Linked DNA regions of Mus musculus: region 2 is linked to region 1. Evidence: chromatin loops called from intact Hi-C (ENCODE). Cell type or tissue: gastrocnemius. All regions are shown on one strand.

Region 1 (8,000 bases):
CCCAGTGGCTCATTGTTCAGCCCTGGGAGGGGGAGGATGATGGGGAGGGAGCCAGCCAGGAGGTGCGCGCCCCGATGATCTCCATGGAGACGTGGGGGCGCGGCCCTAGCGGGGCCTGGCCTCCAGCCCCTTCCCTTTCGGTCTTGGCACCCAACATCCGCAGAGGACCGGGCCCTGGGAGCGTGGCGCTCAACTACTGCTCTAGAGTCCCGGGCCGCGGCTGCTAAAGAGTCCCTCGTACAGTTTCCTCTGGGCCGAGTGCTGTTCAATCCTCGCATTGCACCTGATAGTGCAGATCTATGAGTAAGCCACCCCTGGCGTCGAGAGAGTTAGATCTAGAGTTCCAAGATACAGAGGTGCTAGAAAACTTCGGTAGAGTCGTGGCGGTGGCAGGGGACTGGGAGACTGTTAGACTCCAGCCTCGCGGGAGCTCAAATGCTTAACTCCAAGGAGTTCCTTGGATTTTGAAATCTCATGGGCAGTTAACCGGATTCGGGTTCCACTTTGTTTAAAGTGCAACATTTAAATTGGAAAGAAAAATAATGTAGTTTGGAGGTGACAGTGGGAGGGGCCTTGTTCCCCAGAACATGCTGTGGGGCCTGAACATTGGTGGAGGAGACCGTCTGTCACCAAACCCCTAGTTACTGCCCATCAGGGGACAAGCAAACACTGAGGGGGCAGGATCCGTGAGAACCTGGGGAAAACCAGAAGGGGGCTGGAGAATCACTCTCGCCCTGCGTGAAAGGGTGGGGCGTGGCTTCAGAGCCGCAAGACCGAGCCTAGATTCCAAAGGAGCACACCTTAAAGGCGGTGCTTCCGAACTAGGGAGGGGAGAGGCGGACCTTTGCAACATTTTCCCCACCTCCTTGAAAGGGGCCCAAGCCCACTGCAGCCTCAGTCACGCATGGACACACTGGGCAGGCCTCTTGCCTTTGAAAGATTTCTCCTGGGATCAGTTGGAGGAGTGGGACCCTGAAGGCTGCTTGATCACCATCAGAGTTGGGTTTTCTAGGCAGTCAGGGCCCAGCAGGATGACAATAGGACAATAGGACACAGGGTCGCTTTAAAACCTGTGGGGGGGGGGAGTTGGGGGGGAGCTGGAAAGATGGCTCAGTGGTCAAGAGCACCGACTGCTCTTTCAGAGGTTCAATTCCCAGCAACTACATGGTGGTCACAACCATCTGTAATGGGATCCGATGAGTGTGTCTGAAAAGTGTACAGTGTACTTACATAAAATAAATAAATAGATAAATCTTTAAAGAAAAGACAACAAAACAAAAAACAAAAACAGTCAAGGGAGCTTCCTCAGCATTAATAGCATATATGTGTACTAATATACACATGTGTGATATTAATCATATATATACGATCATACATATAGCATAAAGTTTATGTCATAGATGAATCTCTGGGATTTCTCAGTAGCTGAAAATAATCTTTTCTTACTGGGAACAACAGAAGCCATTACACTAACCTAAAGGTAGAGTTGTTTTTGGACCCTCATAGATCTTGAGAGCTCTCTTTAGAACTGTGTGTGAAGAGAGTGGGAAGGAGACAAAAATCTAACCCTTAAATGTGACAGGGCCAGGACCTTACCCCAGGCTACTCTTGGGGGTGCACTTGCAGGAAATTCAAGGTTCTGGAGCCTCAGGAAGAAGAGCCCCTGGGTGTGGGAGGGAGAAAGCTGGAGAAACCACACACACACACACACACACACACACACACACACACACACACACATACGGCGCATGTAGCAATAGGTCTTTAAATAGGGTGGGTTGGGTTTAAATAAACAGAATTCAAAAGCATGGAGTAAGTTGGGTGTGGGTGCTTTCCTGGAACCAGACACCTGCAAGCTTCCAGTTAACATTTCCTGGTCCCAGGGATCAGGCCAGCCCAGGCCAGCCCACAAGGGCAAGTCTGGTTGACAGGCTGTCAACAGAGGCCAATAAGAGTCTTCTGTTCATAGACAGGTCGGGAGCAAGGCCCAGTCCACCAGGTGGGGGCCAAGGGTGCCCCTCTCTGAACCTGGCAGAGCTCATTTCACAGTGCTACGAAGTGCATAAGCTACGGCCTCTTTCCCTGTGCACATCCAGGCCCCCGGGTTTAAAGGAAAGGGATACAAAGACAGGCTGCAGCTTGCGATGGGGTTTCAGGGTGGTCCAGTAGCATCCAAGGGACAGAAATGCGGTGGAGTTCGGTGGTAGAGATAGAGCATCTACCCAGCATGCTCCAGGCCCTGGCTTCTAGCCCTAGCCCTACAAAAAATAATAATTAAAAAAAATGCATTGGGGGAGAGATTTGTAAAGGTGGAACTAGGAGGAGAGAAGGGAGGGGCTGTGATAGGGAAGTAAAATGAATAAAGAAAAATTAATTGGAGGGCTGGAGAGAGGGCTCAGCAGTTAAGAACACTGACTGCTCTTCTGAAAGTCCTGAGTTCAAATCCCAGCAACCACATGGTGGCTCACAATCTGACACCCTCTTCTGGCGTGTCTGAAGACAACTACAGTGTACTTGGAAATAATAATAAATAAATCTTTTTTAAAAAGTAATTGGGGACTGGTGAGATGGCTCAGTGGGTAAGAGCACCCGACTGCTCTTCCGAAGGTCCAGAGTTCAAATCCCAGCAACCACATGGTGGCTCACAACCATCCGTAACGAGATCTGACTCCCTCTTCTGGAGTGTCTGAAGACAGCTACAGTGTACTTACATATAATAAATAAATAAATCTTAAAAAATTTTTTTAAATTAATTGGAAAAAATAATATGCAGGCTTATTGTGAGAACAAATATCATCTATTGGGGCTGGGGAGGTAGGAATATATATATAATTCCATCCTAGAATACATACTTTAGGTTTGTTTGGGGTTTTTTTTGTTTGTTTTTTTAAAGATTTATTTATTTACTATATGTAAGTACACTGTAGCTGTCTTCAGACACTCCAGAAGTGGGTGCCAGATCTCGTTACGGATGGTTGTGAGCCACCATGTGGTTGCTGGGATTTGAACTCTGGACCTTCGGAAGAGCAGTCGGGTGCTCTTACCCACTGAGCCATCTCACCAGCCCTTGTTTGTTTTTGTTTTTTTTTAAGAATTATTTATGGCCAGGAAGTGGTGGAACATGCCTTTAGAACCAGCACTTGGGAGGCAGAGGCAGGCAGATTTCTGAATTCGAGGCCAGCCTGGTTTACAGAGTGAGTTCCAGGGCAGCCAGGGCTATACAGAGAAACTTTGTCTTGAGAAGCCAAAAAAGAAAAAAAGAAAGAAAAAAGAAAAGAAAAAAAGATTTATTTATCTTATGTATATAGTACACTTCAGACACACCAGAAGACAGCATCCGATCTCATTACAGATGGTTGTGACCCACCATGTGGTTGTTGGGAATTGAACTCAGGACCTCTGGAAGGGCAGTCAGTGTGCCCTTAACTGCTAAGCCTTCTCTCCAGTCTGGATACATACTGTATTATGTGTTCATGGCCAAGGAGAGGTGAGGGCTATGGCTTTTAACTTTCATTCCATTTCCTACTGAGTCCGTGCTAGACAGTGGTCCAGTCCACCAGGTGTTTACTGAAGGGAAGACACGCACCTGGGGCTTTGTAGAAGGATGTGGAATGGGGTGGGAGCTAGCCTCATCTGCCACTGCCTGAAGAATGTGCCCTCGCCTGGGCTTTCTAGCTGGCTGCCATCCTGCTCAGAGAAGCAGTTCATGTCATTCTCCTGCTGATCCTTTGAGATTACTACCTGAGGCCATCCTGTTCACTATGATTTAATGTGTGTGGAATGGCTGCCACCATTCCCAGGGGCACAGGGGGCTGAAACTGGTGTTTCTATTTTGCAAACATTCCAAGGTATTTCACATCAACTCTAAAAATAGAAACAATAAAAAAAAATAATAAGCAGGAGCTATGACTTTCTAGAGTTGAGTACGAGTTTAAAGTGCTTTTTGCCGGGGGCTCGAGTTGAGATGTGAATTCTGGACTCCGTTCCTTACCTTGTGCATTCCTGAGTTAGCTTTCGAACAGGCAGCCCCCGCTAAGAAACCGTCCCAGGAGCAATGTGATCTTCTCCCCTGCTTTTAAATTTCACAGAAAGAAAAAAAAAAAAAGACTTCTGAAGAGTAAAACTGAGCCCATCCGCCCACCCGACCCCTGCAACCTTACATTCTGGGGATGGGGGAGGGGAGCTGATTCATGGAAAATCGTGAAATTTGAAACATGAAACAAAAAATGAGCCTTGCATTAACGAGGATGCTAATAGAGGCAAGAGAACAGAACGAAAGGATTTAGATCTTAATCACCCATGTCTTCTAGCCTGGCTTCTCGGGAGATACCAGGACGGGCTTATTTTCCTGCTAGTGAGGCGCCACAACCAGCCCAAACACTGGCAGCACCGTTTCTATCTCTTCCCTGGACCCCTGCATAGGCACCTCCTGGGACTGGATCCCTCGGATGTCCCCTGAGATGCCAGCCCCTGATTCACCTGTGTAACTTTTTAAAAAGTCCAGGCTCTAGAAAAGATCTGGAAGAATCCAAGGTGTAACAGCTGGGCACCTATGCAGAAATGGAGTCTGCACTGACTGGAAATGAGGTAAGTGCAAGACGACTAATATCATGTTCAGAACCTCCTTGTAGTCCCTCTGGGTGGGGAGGGAAGGCTCTTGTTTCTCACCCCTACAGCAACCTCTCTCCCCTGCAGTTTGCCTCCTTAGGTCCCTAGTACACCTTGCACAGGGCCCATCTCCAGGCTGCACTGACCCCTAGTGGCTAAACTATGTCTCTACACCTCAGAACATCCTATTCCATACAAGGACCCACCTACCGAGGTGTGTGCAAAGACAGTAGCCTCTGGGCTCCAGTAACAAGAACAGTAGCCTCTGGGCTCCAGGCTGCAGCACTGAGAGTCACACTCCACATGGTGTGTGCACTTAAAGGGACTCAGTCCTGCACCTCAAGTATTCCGTGAACACGCAGCCGCATACTGCTGGGATCCCTGAGCCCCCAGTTCAACGGTTCTCAGTCCTACTGTAGACAGTGGCAAACTAAGGTTCCGGGTGTACTGTCAGAGCTCATCGCTAGACCCAGGGACAGAAAGTGAAGAGTCAAACCGTATGCTAATGCGCCTGGAAGGGGGTCAGCTGCGACAGCAAAGGGAACCCACAGAGAGAGTCAACTGGAAACCGCAGGAAGAAGACAAGCCATGTGCAATTGGAACAGCATCCACCCTGCCTATGCCACAGAACCAAGCATCCCTGTTCCTGTCACTAGTGTTACTGCCCCCCTGGCCCCCAACAAATGCACACTCTTGAGGTTACATGGAAAAGTAGCGCTACCTTGATTGACAACATCCCTTCCCTACGCACCTCTTGCTTGCACGGAGACAGGTTTGTTTAAGACTTGCTATAGTGTGGTATTGGTGACTGGTGAGGTGACAGTCTCCGGCTACCACTGTGGTTCTAACGGTTTTGCTTTCGGCACAAGAAGTTTTGTAAGTAAGATCTTAACATCCTGAAGAGGGAAGATGGACCCTTGTGTGGCCATGACTTTACCTTTTCTTAAGTTCATGACTGGGTCAGTGAGCGTATTCACCGTCAATTCCACACTTTTGTCACCCAGAGGAAACCTCCAATCAAGCGCAATCTTCCACACCCTAATCCCCCTCCCCCCTCAGACCTGCTGGCCAACCTCCTGTCTGGATCGGTCTCTCAAGACTTGCCTGTGCCTGGCCTCTGTCCCTCAGTGCAGCCTCAGTTCTTAACCCTTCCCTGAAGGCTTAGTCTCAGTGGCGTGGGTGTTTCACAGTCCAATTAGTCAGTTATCAGTGGACTGAGACGCATTGACTCTACTTGTTAAAAATAATTAATTATGATCATTATTAATTAATAAGTGTTGCTAATTATTAATTAATGTTGATTGTTTGGAGTTATCTCCTCCCCCTTTCTTTTTTGCTTCCTTGTTCCTTCCCCCTTTTCTTTCCTTCCCCTTTTCCATTTCTCCTTTCCTTTCCTTTCTTTCTTCCTCCCTCCCTTCCTATTCTTCTTGTCTCTTTTCTTCCTTCCATGCTAGCTTCAAATTCACAGTCCTCCTGCCTCAGGCTTTGAAGTGCTAGGATTACATCACACCTGACTCTTTGAGCATGGGGAGAAAAAAAAAGAACAAGATGCTGTTCTCTGTGCAAAATTGCACATAAAAAACCTTGAATTTATTCTTTATTTTCCCAATTTTTTTTTGCTTTATGGTAATGACTATCATCAATGGCTCACAGGGGACTTTCCTTGGGGACTTTCCTTTGCCCTTGGTGAGCACAGGGAGAGATGTTAAAGCTAACCTGAGATGGCTGGCGGGGTCTGAGGGAAGCCATTGCCTCTGCTTCACTTCTTCCTGCCTGGCATGCCTGGACTTAGGAGCTCACGGAGAACATAAAAATGGTCACATTTGGGCTGGAGTTTGTGGGCATCTCAGCTGCCTTTCTTGTAGAGTAGAAATGGGGAGAGGCATCAGGATCCCTCACTGTCTGGGATGGGGACAGGGCATGCAGCTCGGGAGTGCTGTGCTTGCCCAACATGAGAGAGGCCTTCATGCTAAATCAAAGTGTGTGTGTGTGTGTGTGTGTGTGTGTATACATATACACATTTATATGTGACATATATATGTGTGTGTTTGTAGACAGACAGACAGGCAAACAGACAGACAACCATAGTGCTCTGGCCCCAAAGCTAGAAACCACTCCAGTTGATGCTGCCCCTATGAGTTGCCTTCCTGAGACCCCGATAGACATATCCAGGAGACCAAGGCATGAAGGAGAGGACAGTACTTGTGACAGGTTGTGTCCAGGGATCAGTGACTGGAAAGTCTCCCTGTTCGTGTCTCTGTCACAATGGAATGTCCTCCCCCATCTTCCCGCTGCTATTTTCACGGCTCCTAATGCCCGAGTCCAGCCACCCGACAGAGATGTGTTCAAGACAGAGTGTGGCCTCCTGGCTTTGGACGAGGGTAAGGCACACTTGCCAAGCACAGGGAAGGGCCAACCTCTCTGAGATGCTGGGGCAGAGTATGTGATCAATCCTAACAGGCTGCACGGCTGTCAGTGTGAACAGAATACCTTCAGAAGGAGAGTCCCAGTTTAAAAAAGAACTGGGGTTGGGGTGGACCGTGCATGGCTTCCCAGCAAGAAAATACCAGCCCCAAGGAGGCACCAGTGCTTAGGGGCTCCGTGATGCAGGTCCTCCCAGGAAAAAGAGGCAAGCTAGGGAGCTCCTCTTTCCAATGAAGACTCAACCTCACAGAGTCTGCAGAGCTTGCTGACATTTGGGCAGGGGAGGATCCCTAGGGCCCCACCAGTACTGCTGGCAGAGGCCATGGTCCCATGGGGCACAAACAGTGAGTCAGGCTGAGATGGAATGCCATTGAGCATGCTGAGATCTGCAGCTTGGAAGAGGAGCTCAGACCCTGCCCTGATCAAAAGCGAAGAAGATGGATTAGGGCAGCGCACATAGCCTAGAGCCCCAGCCAGCCTCTGGGGGCCAGGGCGTACATGGTTTCTGTGCTCACGGAGCCAGAACTGCATAGCCAAGATGAAGACCATGGCAAGCTACCACCTGCAGGGTGAGGAAGAGGGGGCACCCAGGAAGATATTGGCAGAATGATTGGTTCTTTCAAATTCTGTTGCAGTTGGTTGATTGGCTTTTTTAAGTGACTGGGGGCCCATTGGCTTCTCCGTCCACAGAATCCCCTCCAAATCCCCTGGTCTCCCAGAACCCGCATGAACATGTTTGCTGGGTCAATGTGGATGTTCAAGAAGAATAGTGTTGGTAGTAATAATAAGTCCTGGCTGGGGTTGGAGAGATGGCTCAGCGGGTAAGAGCACTAACTGCTCTTCTGAAGGTCCTGAGTTCAAATCCCAGCAACCACAGCTGTCCTGATTTGTTTTACAGTCCTGGGGTTGGGCAGTCTGCAATGGGTCTCAGCCAATGCAGAAGTCAGATGTGGGGATTGCCACATGCC
Region 2 (8,000 bases), 140 kb before region 1:
TTACCAGCGCGGAGAAATTTCTGTATGTAAAATCGACGTTCCTTGTATTGTCCCTAATAAATAAACCAGGGCCAGCATTTCCTGAGCACTAGCCATGCTTTGTTTTTCTCCCATAGTCTTTTCAATGGGTTTTGCTTGTGGCAGACTTGGGGTAACTGCTCACACAGAAGGGCATTAAAGCAGAGTCATTATCTGTGCTCCAGCAATGACTTTTGTTCTTTACTTTTGGCAGCCGTAAAACTTCTCCAAGCAGCTGACAGCTTTAAAGACCAGACCTTCTTTCTCAGCCAGGTTTCCCAGGATGCCCTGAGAAGGACCATCTTTCCCCTGGGGGAACTAACAAAAGATTTTGTAAAGAAAATAGCCGCGGAGAATAGCCTCCATCACGTGCTTCAGAAGAGAGAGGTAGGCGTGAGCAGCTTGCCACTGGTCCGTGAATGTATGCATCCATGTTGTCATGGTACAGGCAGGGCTGGGCTCTGTGGACCCTCTGCCGGGCCAAGCCACAGAGTGCGGCTGCAGGGGGGGAGCACCCGAGGCCTCCCTTCTCCTTCCTGCTCCCTCGTCCCTGCTGTGGTTGACTGCTTTCTCTGTAGACACAGTAGTTGGCTTAGCCAGCAGAGAGCAGCCACGCTAGTTCATCCCATGAGGCAGGAGTCTGCAGCCATCTGTACACAGTGCTGCCTATCCGAGGAGACAGTGACAGTCCGTGCCTGCCTTCTCAGCTCCCTGTGAGAGACCATCACACTCCTGCATCTGGAAGCCATGCTGACCCCTGTGGAGAGAGGGCTGGGAGCCTGTGGGCAGCCCCGGTAGTTAAGGTTTCAGGAGACATTAGCTCAGCTGTAGTCACCACTTACACCAGTCTTCTGGGAAGACGCATGACTGTGCCTTTTATCAGCAAGTCCACATTGTCAAAAAGAACATCGCTTGCCCATTGTACGTCTTCCCTGTTGCTCAGCTGACAGGATTTCTCCATTGGTAGGAACTGAGGGAGTCACTGCAATATATGGGAAGATCCCTGGTCTCTTGGCCTTTGTTATAGAGAGACACACACTGAGGAATAATTACAGAGCTGCTTGCCCAGAATAGTCCTGGGGCGGTCAGCTTCTTGTCTGGACTGTGAAGGGCCTAGCCAGCTACACCAGTCTTCTCCCTGACTCCCTGCTGCCCCGAGTCTGCCTGGCCCTACTTCCTGCATCCACCTTGGTCCCTGGCTCTCCAGCACTGAGCAGTCTAGGTTGCTCTCCTGGTTTGCTCATAGGTTTTCCAACAGTCTAGTTGCAGATGGCGATGCAGTGTGTTTACACGATAGCATCTACTTTGAAGCCAAACTTGGAAAGACAAGACATTCTCTAGGCCCTCAGCTCCTGTATCTGGAGCCTCCTGCAACACAGCCTGCTCTCTCCCCTCCTAGCCCAGCCCAGCTCCCTGTTCCCTGGTTGCCTCCTGGCTTCTGCTCACACCATGTTGACCTTCCTCTCGTTCCAGAGCATGGGCATCTGCTTCATTGGTAAGAGAAACTTGGAGCATTTCCTTCTTCAGGTGAGTGTCGTCTGACATGAGTGGCTGTCTGCTCTGGGCCTGGGTCTCCAGTAGTGATGAAACCTGTCTTCCAGTATTTGCAGCCTCGGCCTGGAAAGTTTGTTTCTATCGAGGATAATACAGTTCTGGGAACACACAAAGGTGAGTCCTGCCAGCTCGGGGAAGCAAAGGCCAAGGCTAACTCCTGTCCGTTCCATGCAGGGCTCCGGAGGCCTTGAGGGCTGGGCTGGGCTGGGCTGGGTACATGCTGCATGAGCAGTCACTCTGACAGGGATTTGCTGTGTGTTGTAATCCCTAGATTCAGAGCTGGAGTGAGACTGTGTCTGTGATACATTACTAAGAGATGCTGTAGCAGACTGTAGGAAGTGCCGCTGGAGAAAGAACATAGCTGACCTCAGAGCCAGGTGACTGAGGAGCACATGGGTGCCGTTCACGTAATCACAGAGCCAGACAACCATGATGCACTGTGCAGAGTGAGGACAGAGGCAGTCAGTCGCAAGTGCTCACACCCTTAAGTGGGAACAGAGGCGACATGCCTCCTGAGACTTGATGTCTAGCCTGAACTGTGGGACTAGCTGGAAGGACAGGGCTTGTGGAGGAAGCAGGGAGAGACCCAGCTGAACTGGGTGTTATATTGACCTTGCTGGAGACAGTGCTGCTCTTCCTAGCATCCAGCGGTTAGGAGGTGGATGAATCCTGCCAGATTGCCTCTGCCAGGGCACACGCATTCCTGTGGAGGTAGAGCTGGGGAGCAGGTGGCCTGCCCGTGCATGAGGTGGGTGTGGCATGGATACAAGGAATGTGCTCAGTAAGCACAAGACCTGTTTGGAGAGCTGTGCCCATGGAGGTCAGAGCCACCAGATGAAAGAGCTAGCATCTGTGTCAGGCTTAGTGTCATCCTAGTCACTGTCACATCCCTCGAGACCTGAAGCCAAGGCAGGCTGTACACAGGTGTATGGTTAGGGCTAAGCCAGCACGCCTCGTAGCAATCCATAACCTCCCCATTTGTGAGAGCTGAGATGCACCCCTGGAATACTATTTCATAGGTTGGTTCCTGTACACTTTGGGCCAGAGAGCTAAGATCAGCGGCTTGAGAGAGCCCTGGTACGTGGTGGAGAAGGATGGCACCAAGGGTGACGTGCTTGTGGTGAGTGAGGTTGGCCTTCGCTATCTAGTGTTCCAATAAAACGGGCAGTCCTGGCATTGCCAAGGGCCTGGAGCAGCAGAGCTGCCCTCCATAGCTTCCTGGGACAGGTGTAAGGTAACAGGTCTTCATATAAAGTGCTCACTAGGCTCCTGTGAGAGCTGACAGTGCACCAGTCATTGTGCCCATTCCTAGAAAACCTTGACTGTTTTGCAGAGGAGGATTGAAACTCAGAGTGGGCAACTTGCTAAGGCGTCTCATGGAAAGGAAGTAATTGTGCCCAGACAGCTCTCCCACACACCCCTCCATGGAAGGGTCCTAGAAGTCCTTGTGAGCTGAAGTAGTAGCCTAGGAGCAGGCTGTGCCCCTCGGCTACATGGGACCCGGAGCCATCTGCTGGGTCCTGGGTTCCAGAGCAGAAATTCTCCAGGAGGGCTTTGGGGATGTTGACAGTAGCAAGAGATTTTGGGTTATAAATTTGGTGGAGACAGAGGAGATGCTGCTGGCATCCTGCCTGTGCATACACAGTAGCCCTAACCCTGACAGAGTCATTGAATCCAGCTCCCAGGAGTGCAAGGGTGAGAACCCTGCTCAGGGCAGGCTGAGCTGCCGGCGAGTAGTCAGACACTGGAGGATCCACAGGCGCACAGGCCACAGGCTTCAGCACAGATATCTTCCCAGAAGAGCAGCATGGGAAGGCCTGAATTAAGTGTCTTTAAGCATAAGCACACAGAGATGCCTGCTGAGAAAAACCAGAAAGGTCACTGGGTCAAGGGCCCAGGTGTCTCAGGGTCTCAGTGCTTCTGGTTCTACCTCTGGGGAGCCTTGGCTGCCCTAGGCAACCAGGGTTCTTTGGTGTAGAGACTACTGGTGAACCAGTCGTGCATGTGATAGATGCCCATGCAGGGCCAGCCTTGCATGTCTGGAAACATGCAGGTAGGTGGGGCCAGCACCCTTCAGCCCCTGCTTTCCTCAGCCAGTTGTTGCTGGTAGAATTTGTGGTCCAAGAGGCTGTTTGTGTTTGATCTACATCTCTAGGAACACAAAAGTCTTCAGAGCATGGTAGGAGGGGTGAGGGGGGTCCTCCAGAGATGAGGGGAATCTCACCTTTGCCCCCTGCTACTTCCTCATGGCTATCCCTTCTCTCTTCTTCCTTTTCTCATCTGAAAACCAGGGTGAACTGAGCCTTAAGCTGATGAATGGATTTCTCTATGTGGCCTGGCACAGGAGTGGGGCTGGCTTATAGTTAGTTGTGGATGTGCTATTAGGATTGTTCTTATTGATGATACCTGCTGAGGGCTGCTCTCCTCAAAGGCGTCTGAATTCTGCTCTGCAGGCTCCCCGGGTGGACCACCCAGCTCTGTACAGGGACCTGCTCAGGACCAACCGAGTACACTGGATTGCGGAGGAGCCACCTGCTGCCTTGGTCAGAGACAAGATGATGGAGTGCCATTTCCGATTCCGCCACCAGATGGCACTAGGTGACTGAGTGGGAGGGAGCCCTTGTTGCTAAGCTCCCTAGGGTCAGATTAAGCTGAACCAGGTAGACTGTACACGTGCAGTATTCCCTTGAGCACATTGGAAAGTCCCCGTCATCAATATTGTAACTTCAGAATTGCTGGGAAATTGGGTCCCAGTATGAGGGGTTGGGTTACAGTATATTCTATACTGAGGTGTCAGCTCTGAGCCGTTTGGGGTCCTATCCTTCAGCAGGCAGGATGCTGGATGTCCCTGCACCCACAGGTTGCTCATTCTCCCAGGGAGGGGTTGTGGTTGGCAGGCCCACGTCCATCTCATGATTCTCCCCATAGTGCCCTGCGTGCTGACTCTCAATCAGGATGGCACTGTGTGGGTAACGGCTGTGAAGGCTGTGAGGGGCCTTGCCCTGGGACAGGTGAGTGGGTCATCGGGAATGTGGGGAGTGAACATTGCTCTCACTGGCCTGGTGGGTTCGGCTTTGCCTGGAGTCAGACACATCAGTGAGTCTCCCCCTCCCTCCAGTTTGCAGTGTTCTACAAGGGTGAGGAGTGCCTCGGCAGTGGGAAAATCCTGCGGCTAGGGCCGTCTGCCTACACACTCCAGAAGGGTAAGAACAGAACTCGAGTGGCTCCCGAGGCCTCCAGTGACAGCCCAGGCCTGCACCCCACATCCTGACAAAGGCCAAGGAGGAGGCATTAGAGCAGAGTCGTCAGTGATGGGTGTTAGTGCTGCCAGAATCAATAGGCGGGCTGGCTGCAGAGGAAGGAGGGTCTACGCTGCTGCTCCAGGAAACCAGAGCGTGTGCTGGCTGTGGGCCCTGATGCAGCTGCTCTTCCACAGCATCCAGGAGGCCAATGGAGAAACCGCATCAAATAAAACTGTCAAAGTCTGACCATGTGTCTGGGGCTTGCCTGAAGCCAGGGTAGACTGCTGCGGCTGTACTCCTTACACAGAGCCTCCGACCGTGTAGCACAGCAGGCATGGGGAGGGCTACAGCCCTCTCTTCCTCTCTGGGGCCTGAGCTCTCCACAAAGGGAAGGCAGAGTTATCTGCACTAGGCCTTGCCTTGTCAGGATTCTGACCTGTGAGTTAACCCTTCCCCTGGCAGTGCCCATGTCTGGTGGAAGCCAGTGTTTTCCTGTCAGCTTGGCACTGGCTTGAAGTGAACGCAGCAGAAGATGACCTTACTGGAGGTGTGCATGAGTTACAGGCCTGGGCTGGCTCTTGTGTGCAGCAAAACCGGGTGGAGACCCTGGGGAAGGGGGCCAAAGGGAAAGAAAGGGGCGCCCACTACTCTGCTCCCATTTTTCCCAAGGGTAGCACCACTGGGCAGATGTGAGACGATACAGAGGGACAAGAGTCTTGAAAACTCACCCTTCTGGACAAGAATCAAGATAAAGGACCTAAGTGGTGAAGGCCGGATGCAGCACCGCCAGGGAGGGGTGACCGGAGCCTAGCCGGGTCGCTTACTTAAGGTTAGCGTTTTAACCAGGCCAGGATCAAAGAACTCACGGTGCCACTGGAGTTTTCAAAGCCAAGAGAAAATACGTTGGACAGAGCCCTAGGGTCGCAGATGCATGCAGCCCGAGTGTAGAACATTTCGATCCACTGTGCCTAGATGAAAGGTTGTGCAGAGGAGAAGGTACAGTGCAGATCCCACACAAAGTGTAAGGCGCTTCCAGATGGAGCAGAGTGTAGATGACAGGGAGGAATGAGTGAGCAGAGACATGGTGAGCACTCAGGGCTCCGTCACCACGGTCAGCCCCACAGGGTCTGCCATCACAGCGCCAAGAGGAAAGGCAGATGCACAAGACAAAACCGAAAGGCAGTGAAGGCGATCTGGCGGTGGCTAATAGTGCCTGCCGGAGCTTGGACATGGCACCCACAGAAGCTGGTGTGTGGCCTGCATGGGCCTGCACCCCAGCTCCTGAAGGAGCAGAGACAGAAGGAGTAGTGGGGCTTGCCAGCTTCCAGTTTACCTGGAAAACAAAACCAAGCAAACAGACAAAAAACCATGAATCCTGGGTTCAGAGAGCGACCCCACCTCAGACAGGCGGAGAGTGTTAGGGTTCCAAGTGCACTGATTGCTTTTTTCTGGTCTCTACCCAAGCACCCATTTTTATTTTTCCGTGTCCCCTTGGCTGGAGAGATGACAGCCCAGTGGTTAAAAGCACCCATGGAAACAGAATAAATCTTTTTAAATTTGCAGATTTGATTTAAAAAAAAAAAAAGGCAGAAGAACTAGAAAATTTGGGCAGGTCCACCCATGTCACAGCAGGCCTAAATATAAATAGAAAGTTATGACAACCCTCCATGGGCCTGCCACCTGCATCCCAGCAGAGGCCTGAGGCTGTCTTCAGCGGTCCCTCCCATGCCACCTTAGAGAGTAGGACAGTGGGGTCAGTAACCACCCAGCACAGCACGGGTACAAATCCAAAAATCTTAATTTATTATAGATGCATCATCTCACCTGTGTTGCCATCCAGTGCTGAACAGTAATAAATACACCTGTTAAAATCTCCAGTGTTGACTCTATAAAGTCTTAGGTCAGAAAAACAGTTTAAAACTGACAGGGTTTGTTTTGCTAATAGTTGTGATCGAATCAAAAACTTCACCTTCTGAGGTGGCGTGGGTTGCGGAGTTGTCACGGTGCTGTACCTCCTGGGGACTGAAGCTCCCCTGTGCTAGGTCACTCTGTATCCTTGCCATCCTTGGGCTACCTGGGCCTCCCGTCAGCCTCTTGGCAGTGCGTGACCCCAGGCCATGTCTTGTAGGCTTTCATCTCACCAGTCAGTCACTAGCAGTCCTGTGCACTTCTGAGAGCACAGCTTGGTGAGAAGTCCTGGCCTTTGACCGCCTCGCTGAGGTTCTCCATTCCGAGCGACTGTGCACCCCATGTACTTTGGGGACCTGATTCAGACAACAGTCCATGCTGAAGTAAACGTGTCTGAGTAACTCCAGGCTCCCATCCCTTGGCCTTGGCTGCACCGTGGCTCTCAGTGGGCTGGTCACAGCAGTCCTTGGTGTGAGATTCCAAAAAGAATGTGGTAACCATTGAAAACGGGCACTCTGGCTTTGTTTCTTTGCACAATTGGTCATTTGAAGCAAAGTGATGTCATTGGTCAGATTTCAGGGGTGGAGCACCCTGCCTGCCTAGAGAGCCCTGGAGTCTGAAAAAGTACAACATTGGCAGGAAGGACCGTGACAGCGTGGAAGACCTCTGGGCTCCCTCAGAATCAGGAACATGAGCACTCTGAGAGCTTATGGGAGCAGGAGCAGAAGTCCTCCCGCTGCGCACTGGGCTGACTGGGAAAGGCTCCAGAGTCGCCTCACTGCATCAGGAGCGGGGGGGGGGGGGGGGGGGGGCGTGGGGGTGGCAGGGTGGTCAGAGTTTCATATCATAGCTATGGCGCCCACTCCTCACAGGTGAGCCCTGACCTGGATCCATGGAGCTGAGGCACACATACGCAGCACATGTGCCGTGTGCTCCAAAGGCCAGCGGAACACCCACACTCCCTGGCCGGAAGCAGCTGCAGAAGCTGTGTCAACTTCACAGCCCATATGCTCCCTACCTGGGCACTGGGACCAGCTGAGTTGACTCATTCCAGATTCAAGTACAACTGTGCAAGCTTCCTTGGGCAATAGAGTGAGATGCCATTTCATGGCTCTCCAGTGGCTGCAGAGTCAAAGCAGTGTAAAGCATACACAGCTCCCATCTTCTCCCAAGTCCAGGGAGAGATTTATATCTATTTACATTTTTAGACAGCAATTTAAAACCCAGGGTGCCGTTGCAGAGGCACCGCTAGGCTGGTGGTGATGGGCTTGTACCACA

The links. Hi-C counts contacts between places; a loop is a spot of excess contacts. Peaks named below come from ENCODE experiments on the same cell type or tissue, not always from the same donor. Only the 100,000 strongest peaks of a DNase experiment are listed, where the experiment ranks them.
Region 2: a loop joins it to region 1, with 7 times the contacts of the local background. A loop is called at or near these places in 18 of 42 quality-filtered maps.

Annotation. Positions count from the first base shown.
Region 1 is chr15:86,034,265-86,042,264 of GRCm38, forward strand. Gm34764 (a long non-coding RNA gene) reads left to right here. Exons shown (of 3, transcript XR_384307.4): 1 at 1-303; 2 at 4,311-4,587; 3 at 4,696-5,980. Among named protein-coding and RNA genes, the nearest start is that of Gm34764, 4.0 kb to the left of the region's middle. In gastrocnemius, no CTCF peak of the experiment used is centred here; DNase peaks (open chromatin) are centred at 47 and 4,754; H3K4me3 peaks cover 532 bases.
Region 2 is chr15:85,892,335-85,900,334 of GRCm38, forward strand. It overlaps Trmu (tRNA 5-methylaminomethyl-2-thiouridylate methyltransferase), which reads left to right. Exons shown (of 11, transcript NM_028063.2): 5 at 233-405; 6 at 1,492-1,545; 7 at 1,620-1,686; 8 at 2,592-2,692; 9 at 4,026-4,170; 10 at 4,501-4,583; 11 at 4,691-5,059. The coding sequence ends at 4,843. Celsr1 (cadherin, EGF LAG seven-pass G-type receptor 1) reads right to left here. Exons shown (of 35, transcript NM_009886.2): 35 at 6,424-8,000. Among named protein-coding and RNA genes, the nearest start is that of Trmu, 17 kb to the left of the region's middle. In gastrocnemius, a CTCF peak has its summit at 4,158 (motif pointing right); DNase peaks (open chromatin) are centred at 660, 4,149 and 4,998.